Linked DNA regions of Homo sapiens: region 2 is linked to region 1. A link is a loop called in an ENCODE intact Hi-C map of the cell type or tissue named here. Cell type or tissue: GM12878. All regions are shown on one strand.

Region 1 (5,000 bases):
AAGCCTGTAAATCCAAGCACTTTGGGAGGCCAAGGCGGGCAGATTACTTGAGACCAGTTCAAGACCAGCCTGGCCAACATGGGGAAACCATCATCTCTACTAAAAATACAGAAATTAGCTGGGCGTGGTGGCACACGCCTGTCATCTCAGCTACTCGGGAGGCTGAGGAAAGAGAATCACTTGAGCCTGGGAGGCGGAGGTTGCAGTAAGCCGAGATCATGCTACTGCACTCCAGCCTGGGCGAAAGAGCGAGGCTCCATCTCAAAAAAAAAAAAAAAGACTAATGGGATTCAGTAAAAAGCATCATTAGCTATTAATTTCACGTCTCTGTGAATGCAGTTTATTCTAAGTATTAAACACACACAAGAAGTTACTGAAGTTCACCACCATCAGGAACATACAATTTAATATGCAGTTTCGTATGGTACTATCTGCACTTCCTGATGTAGTTGTAGGCTTGCAGCACCCACAAGATAAACATGCTTATTAAAATAAAATTTTTTTTTTTCCAGACTAAGTCTTGCTCTGTTGCCCGGACTGGAGTGCAGTGGCGCGATCTCAGCTCACTGCAACCTCCACCGCCCAGGTTCAAGTGATTCTCCTGCCCTGCCTTAGCCTCCTGAGTAGCTGGGATTACAGGCACCCGTCACCAGGCCCAGCTAATTTTTGTATTTTTAGTAGAGACAGGGTTTCACCATGTTGGCCAGGCTGGTCTCGAACTCCTGACATCAGATGATCCACCTGCCTGAGCCTCCCAAAGTGCTGGGATTACAGGTGTGAGCTACCGTGTCCGGCCAAAATAAAATATTCATTCTCAAAAAATTATAGTAAGTACTAGAAGAAAATGTCATCAAATATTAAGCAGTGTTTTTAGAAAACAGAACAAATATGATGATCTTTTAAGAAACAGATTTATAAATACTCTAGACCCTTCCTCACCAAACAATGAGTGAAACATAGACTAAACAAAATGAAAGTAAAGAGAATAATTAAGGAATTATTTACTTAAAATCAACCCCACCATAAAACACACAACAGTTTACCTACTTTTAAACTACTTAAATATTTTAAGTAATCATTATTAATTTTTTGGCAAGATTCTACAATTCTGCAATTTCACAGGAATGACTTGGGGAAAATAATTTTAACTTAATGAATTATCCTTTTCCTCCTGAATACATCATGGAATATAGGAAACATTATTTTCTATAGTTTGTTATAACACAATGATGGAAAAGAATAAGTAAACAAAGATATAGAGAAAAAATAAAAAGGAAATCTTATGACAATAAGTTCATTTAAAGCAGGGACTGCATTTAAGTGTTTGCCACATTCAAGGAGCCACCCAATAAAACTGCTTAGTAGTTAGTTAAATCTAATAGTAGTGCTTATGTCAAGCCACCTTGGTAAACTCTGGGCTGGGCCCTGCCCAGGAAACAAAGCACACCCCACATAGAATTCTCTCAATCTTTCCGTCACGCTGCATAAATGAGGCACAAGAAATAGCAAGAAATTTGGTACTGCCAAAACAAAATCACCTCAACCAAAAGCACATATGAAAGTCTCCAACTTGATACTGTGCTAAATATTGCATAAAGAAGTGCAGTCACTGTCTGGTTATCTATACCAGTGAAGAGGAGCCATGGAAATTGAACATGGACAGATCATCCACTCAGCTGATTTGAGGTCATAGCCCCTCTCTGCACAACATGGAAACTTAGCTGAAAAACAGAAAAGTAGCTCTAACTTAGCTAAGCAACAAAGGGTACATTCAGTCAATTCAGGAGCCCCCAACTAGAGGTCCCCACAATGTGGTTGCCATCCCAGGTGGAAATCTGGTCCCTAATTGTATCTGGGCAACAAAGGGCTCCAATGTGAGTCAAGATGTGAAACACTAAAATGGCACTGCAGTTAAAAACCTGAGAAAAAACGTCTATGAAAAAATCATCTAGGGCTGGGCACAGTGGCTCAAGCCTGTAATCAGCATTTTGGGAGGCTGAGGCGGGCAGATCACGAGGTCAGATCAGGAGGTCAGGAATTCGAGACCAGTCTGGCCAACATGGCGAAACCCTGTCTCTACTAAAAATACGAAAATTAGCCAGGCATGGTGGTGGGCGCCTGTAATCCCAGCTACTCGGGAGGCTGAGGCAGGAGAATCGCTTCAACCCAGGAGGCGGAGGTCGCAGTGAGCTGAGATGGTGCCACTGCACTCCAGCCTGGGCGACAGGTGCAAGACTCCATCTCAAAAAAAAAAAAAAAGAAAAAGAAAAAGTCACCTATTTTGTCACTAGACAATAGAGTTCTTCTGCCAACTAAGAACTTCAGTATTCTGAATCTACTAATTTTTGGAAATAAGGTCAACTAATTAATTTTTACAATATTCCTTTTAGATCTAAACAATGAATTTTGACTTTAAAGCCTTAAAACTGATTTAAAATACCTAAAAACTGCAAGGGCATCATCTTAAAGCAAAATAGCAAAATAATAGTGTTATTATATATATATATATATTTAATTGGGTCAGTATTATATATCTCCATAAAACCTTTTATTCAATATTAATCACTGAATCTTTTATTCAAAAATTTAGTGATTTCTAAATAATACTTAACAGTTCACTTTTTGCCATATTCAGATTACACATTACATTAAAATCCTAATTAAAGCAACTTGACTGAGAAATAGAAAGTGAGGTGAGGGGAGAATACCCAATTTTTTAAATGAGCTTATTAATTCAATAGGTTTAATAATCAAAAATCCATCTGTTTTGCATGTCAGTGTAAAAGTGCTGCTCATTCCAGTTGAGGAAATAATGAAAATAAATAGTGACCTGAATAAAAATTAACTGCATACATGGTTAGACTCATGGTCTGGGCTTCTTTATTTTGGATAAATTTTATTAAAATGGACTACCTCAGGTAAATGAAAGAACGATAGAAACACACATTTATTTAACAGTGTCCTTACAAGAACAGAGCAGATTTTTAGAACTTGAATTGATAACCTCTTGTACTTATATGTGTGACCCATCTTACACTCAACTTATTATCCTCAAGCAAACGGCTCACTTTCAGACTATCTGTCCAAGAACAATGTTGCCCAGTTTTGCTCGTCCACAATTTTCTCGTTTTCTCTATTGCTCCTGCATGATCTCCACACCCATTGAAAAACTGGAGGGGGAAAGGAAAAAAAAGAAAAAACACTCTGCAAAAAGAAAACCATAAAGTCACCACACACTGAACAGAACCATTTCTGCCACCATTACTTGCTTACCTTATCTTCCCTAGTCTTAGCTCCCTCACCTAAAAGAAATAGTATAAAATAACCTTTTAGCCCTAAAAATTCTGTACCTCTATAAGACCTCACAGCCACCTCTGAAAGCTATTAATCAGATAAACAAAAACTCACATACAAAAAGCATTTTCATTACAAATATACAACAGAATAAGAATTTAGCTCAGTGCAAACTAGAGCTCTGTAGGGGAGCAAGTAGAAGTTTACCAAGCAAGCAATAGCATCAATGTAATTGTTCAGTTCCTTTTAGCGGATTTAATTATAACTATTTTAGAGCATGGTAACATGGCAAAATAATAGGTACATCTAATTAGTTTTTTAAAAAACTTAAAAATGATATTTTAAAATAATTTAAATAATATACATTATGAAACTTATTTTCATGTAATTTCGAATCAAATTAGAACTAGAATGAGCATAATACTTTATACATGAAGATACTGAGACTCAGGCTGATTCAGAGCTCTTTCCATGCTATCTCTTGTCTGTAATGCCACCTTCTATAATTTCAAATTAGTTTCTACATGGTAGAAATGCAAATTAAGTAAGGAGTGATTATGATCAAGCTTACAGCTCAATCTATACGTTGAAAATGAGTAAGACTGCATGCATATCCATGTTTCCTTGACAAAGTGGGCTCTGCTTTACCATGCTTGCTAAAATTCTGCCTAAGGAAATCCCAGCCTAAGGAAATGTCTTTAAGTAAAGACCTAAAAGATTAATTACAGATCATGGGTGGGAGAAAAGTACATTTTGAGCAGAGGCAACCACCACATGTTCAAGGGTCCTTAGACAGGAAAAGAAAACTGTTTAAACACTACAAGTATGACTAGCATTGGAAAGATGTGATTGAAAAGGCAGGAAGGAGTCAGATCACAAAGGGACTTAAAGCCTTGTCAACATTTTGGGTTTTATTCTAAACCACTGAAATAAAGGAGGTCCTATCAGATTTGCATTTTGCATTGCATTTTGGCTACCATGTGAAGAAAAAAATTGGAGGGAAAACTCCAGAAAAAAAAAACATTAAAAATTTACACTATAGGCCGGGCGCAGTGGCTCATGCCTATAATCCCAGCACTTTGGGAGGCCTAGGCGTGTAGATCACTTGAGGTCAGGAGTTTGAGACCAGCCTGGCCAACATGGTAAAACCCTGTCTCTACTAAAAATTCAAAAAAAAAAAAAAAATAGCTGGGTGTGGTGGTGCATGCCTGTAATCCCAGCTACTCGGGAGGCTGAGGCAGGAGAATCACTTGAACCCAGGAGATGAAGGTTGTAGTGAGCCGAGGTTGCGCCACTGCACTCTAGCCTAGGTGACAGAGCGAGATTCTGTCTCAAAAAAAAAAAAAAATTACACTATAATTTGGAAATGACTACTTCTCTTCTGCTAATATCCAAAACACATTCTGAGCCTCACAAAACAACATGTGGCAGTAAACAGCACAGTTAAGAACTTACACTAAGTTCAAATATTATGTTATTAGCTGGTACGGTATTTTGGTTCATCAAATATTGAGATGATAAGCCAAAAATAACAACTTTTATGTAATTAAATTAGTTTTAAGGAATTTAGGGGTATTATGCACATTTACCAGAATCTTTATAAAAAGCTAGAAAAAAATTATCAATAAATTAATCACCACTGATGTAAGTCACCTGGGTAAATATTTCACAGTGCCTCATTTCAAATGTTTTACACACTTAACAAA
Region 2 (5,000 bases), 69 kb before region 1:
TTATAAAAATTGTAATGATCTAGGGCCTGGCACAGTGGCTCACTCCTGTAATCCTAGTGCTTTGGAAGGCCAAAGCCAGAGGATTGCTTGAGACCAGGAGTTTGAGGCCAGCCTGGTCAACATAGTGAGACTTTATCTCAAGAAAAAATAAAGAATAAAAAAATTAGCCAAGTTTCGTGGTGAACACTTGCAGTACTAGCTACTTAAGAGGCTAAGGTGGGAGGATCACTGGAGTCCAGGAGTTCAAGGTTGCAGTGAGCTATGATCACATCCCTGCACTCCAGCCTGAGCAACAAAATGAGACCCTGTCTCTAAAAATTACAAATTAGAAAAAAAGAAATACAGTTGCTCTGACTACGGAGTAGCCATTCTTTACTCCTTTACTTTCTTAATAAATTGCTTTCACTTTTAAAAAATGAAATTTTCTAAAGATAAGAAATATTTATTTTTAAAATTTGGGGGGAAAACAAAAAAGAAAAATCTGTATCAGTGTTTAAAGGAGAAAATATTCTTAGAAACTAAATTTTATAAATATAAAACATTAAAAGTCATTAAACATTCTTGATAAAATTTCAGACAGGACTCGATGTCTTTCTTATATTAATCATTCACACAGTGTTATAAGGAAAGGCATCTTTTAGTCCCTAGAAACTCCTGAGACCTTTCCAGTTTATATTAGGTCTTCCTAAATCTGTAGATAAATAAAATTAGCAGGCCAATTTATGACATTATAAGACGAATTCTACAATTTTAATGTTCTAGGTATTTCCAGAACTATAATTAGCTGTTATTTAAAAAGGGTTTTTCAGAATTATCTGATCTCGCATTTTTTTCTCAAAAGTATAAAAAAGCTCTCCCTCATTATTAAGCTCATTAATTCCTGCTTGAGCATTCCTTTCTTTCCTGTTTTGTTTTTCCCAATTTATAAACAACCTTTACCTTGCTTTACCATTACTGTACTTACTGTCCTTGCTTTTTGTGCTTTATAAATATATACTTTGTGTCCTGTCTGTCTGTCTGTCTCTCTGTCTATCTATCTATCTATCTATCTATCTAAATACTGTTACTTTTGCACATAGGTTGTTTTCCCATGTGAAGAAGCACTTAGGTTACTTAGCACAAGCTAAAACACTTGTCATGCACTGCACAATCACAATGAACTAATACATAAGTCCTAATTTAAATGTTTGTGAATCCTTTTTCCTCTCTCTCTCTCCACAAATTTTTTAAAGCCACCTGGAAAAAAGACAGCTAATGAAACCATCACTAAAATAAACTTAATTAAGGCCTAGGAATTGTCTGTGAAGATAATTAAATATAATTCTAAATAGATGAAATGCTGAGGTGGGAAAGTAAGAACGAAGAGAGAGGGAGAAAAGAAGGGATCAATCTTTTACTAATGAGATTTCTGGGCTGATCAGGGAAAAACAGTGTACAGAAAATTCTTTCAGTTCTATTTTCTAGGAACGTTTAAACAACAGTATATCACTTGATCTCAAACTCTCTTGTTCATCATTAATAATTATGGATTACTAAAGAAATGAGGATAGTGTGTCGTTAAGAGGCAGGTGACAGTCAGTCCATTTGAATTAGAAGCCTAACTCTGCCGTTTATTAGCTCTATGACCACAAGCCTAAGCACCTTCATCTATATTAATAGGATAATAAAAGCACCTATTTCATCAGGTTATTAAATGAGATAATATATGTCAAATGCTTAGCAAAATTCCTGATACTGAAAAAATACATTTAAAATGTTAGATGCTTATCTTTTGTTTTTTTAAACGGAGTCTCACTTTGTCGCCCAGGCTAGAGTGCAATGGCACGATCTCAGCTCACTGCAACCTCCACCTCCTGGGTTCAAGCAATTCTCTTGCCTCAGCCTCCCAAGTAGCTGGGATTACAGGCACGCACCACTATGCCCAGCTAATTTTTGTATTTTTAGTAGAGACAGGGTTTCACCATGTTGGTCAGGCTGGACTCAAACTCCTGACCTCAGGTGATCCACCCGCCTCGGCCTCCCAAAGTGCTGAGATTACAGGCGTGAGCCACCATGCCTGGCCGATGCTTATCTTTTTACGTCCACTGTGAGTAAAGCATTTTGTTCATACCCCATGTAGACCCAATCACATCATTTCTCTACTTGAAACTCTACATTGGCATCCCACTGCCTCCAGAATTAACTGCATACTCAAAGCCCTCTCATAATCATCTCTCATCATTATTTATCTTCTACTCTAAACCAAGCCCCACTAGACTTCAGTCCCTCAAATTGTACCACACACATCCTGATGCCTCCAAGCCTTTCCATATGAAATTCATTTTGCATGATCATTCCTCCCCATCTCTTACTTCAATATGTAAAATCACTTCATCTGAGAGCCCTTCCCTGACACAGAGACTAGTTAAGATCAACCAGCTTGAAGTTTATGGAGGGAAATATCTCTCAACCAGAAGGTGTCAAGACTGAAAATGAAAGCCAACATGCTTAGACTAGCCTGTGAGAAGTATAAAAACAGCCTCAGACTGCTTATCTTTTAACTGCTCATTATTAGCGGTAAGTGCACTCATAGTTTAAGCCAGAAATGACAAATAACAACTCTTGAGCCAAATCCAGCCAGACACCCATTTTTATAAATAGTTTTACTGAAATACGGCCTTCCTGTTAGTTTACTATTACCTATAGTTGTAAAGTTCAGTAGCTGCAACAGAGACCAAATGATCCAGAAAGCCTAAATTATTTACTATCTAGCCCAATCTTCTCCAACTTGCAGCCCGTGGGCCACATGCAGCCCAGGACAGCTTCGAATGTGGCCCAACACAAATTCGTAAACTTTCTTAAAACATTATGAGATTTTTGTGATTTTTTTTTAGCTCATCAGCTATCGTTAGAGTATTTCATATGTGGCCCAAAACAATTCTTCTTCTTCCAGTGTGGCCCAGGGAAGCCAGAAGATTGGATACCCCTAATCTAGCCCTTTACAAAAGTTTGCTGACCCTTGGTTTAATTTAAGCTACTCTTAGTTAGGTTTCGTTACAGCCAAAGCATCCTAACTGGTACAGTGTTTCCACAGCTCTTTTTACTTTTCCTACTGGAAAAATTCATCCGACTTTACTATAATCACTTGCATATCTTCCCTTCTACACATGTTTATATTCCCACCTGTGTGAAAGCTCCAAGCAGTACTGGCACTAACATTTATATCCTTATTACTTAACACAGTACCTGACAAGTAGAAGGCATTTAAATACTGTTGACTGAACAATTAAACAGATGAATGAATGTGCATATTTGATAATCAATATTTAAATATTAAATATTTAACAAAAATTAACATGTACATTAGGTGCTCTGAGTGATACAAAAGATTCTAAGTCCAGAATGGCTTGAAAATCAGGCTTAGGAAATATAAGAATCTGTGTGCACCTCAGCACTAAGCAAGGGAAAGGGCACCCTAACACAACACTATCCTCTACTACGGCCCACTAAAACCATAATGCAGACTACCCACAGTTTTTTGGCATCAGTCCCCAGTGCCCTTTTATTTTGCACCTCTTATTTTGACTTTGTTCATTGCCTTTGTTGAAATTAATGTTAAGAAATAACGACAAATACAACACTATTATCTTGTAAACTTGCCATCCAGAAATTGGTCCACTTGAACACAATCAACTATGAGTGAGAGATGAGTCTAACCTGTAAAGCTGGCTGAGACATTCAAGATTAATGTTACCATATGAGAACCCTTTTTAACACAATCTAACCTTTCTGTTTTATTCACTCTCTCATATTTCTTACCTTTAAAATTCCCCATATAATGTTTTATATAATATAAATTTTATGCAATTACACAAGTATTATTCTAAAAAAGTAAACTTTGGTGAGGTGGAAGGCAAAAATTTAATGACCAGTAAAAATCATAGCTTTCTTCCACAGCCATGTAATTTTTAAAAACAAAACCAAAAGAAGAAAAAATTTTAAAAGGAACCAGAAGCAAGGCAGTTCCTTGATTGACAAGTTTTATTCATTAAGCATATTTTCCAGACTCAGAACTCTACTGTATGTAAATCCTCCCTTCGAATTTATCATCCTACTGACTTTCTCCCGTTACCAAGAGATTTTCCCAATATGCTTTCTGCCTTCATTCCATTTTACCAGTGCTGGCTAACTCAGCCTCCCCACCTTTACAGACAGGTATCTAACTTCTAACTCCTCTCCTGTAACATTTCACAATCCTTAAAACTAGAAGAGGATAGAACTCAGAATTTTACAGGAACATAACTGATTACTGTACATTAATGGTTGTGGGATGATCAGGTGAACAAAAGTCACATAATAATATGTTATCCTCTTCCAAACTCCACCACAAATTTAACATTTAAAGAATACTTAAAAGCCAACAATCTAGGCAGATTTATATAACATCACTATAAATTTGGAAATAAAAAATAAACACACAAACAACTGTGAAAAAGAAAGGAATGAGGAAAGAGTTCTGTATCTTTTAATAAACTTAATAATTCTTTATAGAATCAAGATCTCAGGATACTATATGTGCAATCCTAGTAAACTCTTCAACATGGAAAACTAATACATTAAATATAAACACATTTATATTGAAGTATTACAATAAATATATTCACACAAGACACTGAAAGACTGACAAAAGAGGATAAATTCCAAGATTAGATTCTACTTCCTAGAATAAAAGACCCCAATTACAATTTTGAATAAAACAAACAAGATGCTGTAAATTTACTCTGTTAAAAAAGATTGTTTCATTTTAATGTTTTCTAATTTGACAAACACTTATGAGTGGATTTCAAGTTCTGTCTCTAAATGGACAAAACTAGAATCTCATTGTTTTAATAATATCAATTCTATGAAAAATAAAATCTGGACCTCATAAGCAGATACACTCACTCTTACAAACACACACATACCCTAATATTGCCCAAGCTCCCATTCTATACTAAAAAAGGCTTAAACAATAGTAAATC

What was found. Hi-C counts contacts between places; a loop is a spot of excess contacts. Peaks named below come from ENCODE experiments on the same cell type or tissue, not always from the same donor. Only the 100,000 strongest peaks of a DNase experiment are listed, where the experiment ranks them.
Region 2: a loop joins it to region 1, with 2.4 times the contacts of the local background. A loop is called at or near these places in 1 of 110 quality-filtered maps.

The regions. Positions count from the first base shown.
Region 1 is chr3:158,134,915-158,139,914 of GRCh38, reverse strand. All of the region lies in intron 3 of RSRC1 (arginine and serine rich coiled-coil 1), which reads right to left. Among named protein-coding and RNA genes, the nearest start is that of RSRC1, 27 kb to the right of the region's middle. In GM12878, no CTCF peak of the experiment used is centred here; no DNase peak of the experiment used is centred here.
Region 2 is chr3:158,203,694-158,208,693 of GRCh38, reverse strand. All of the region lies in intron 4 of RSRC1 (arginine and serine rich coiled-coil 1), which reads right to left. Among named protein-coding and RNA genes, the nearest start is that of RSRC1, 96 kb to the right of the region's middle. In GM12878, no CTCF peak of the experiment used is centred here; a DNase peak (open chromatin) is centred at 2,483.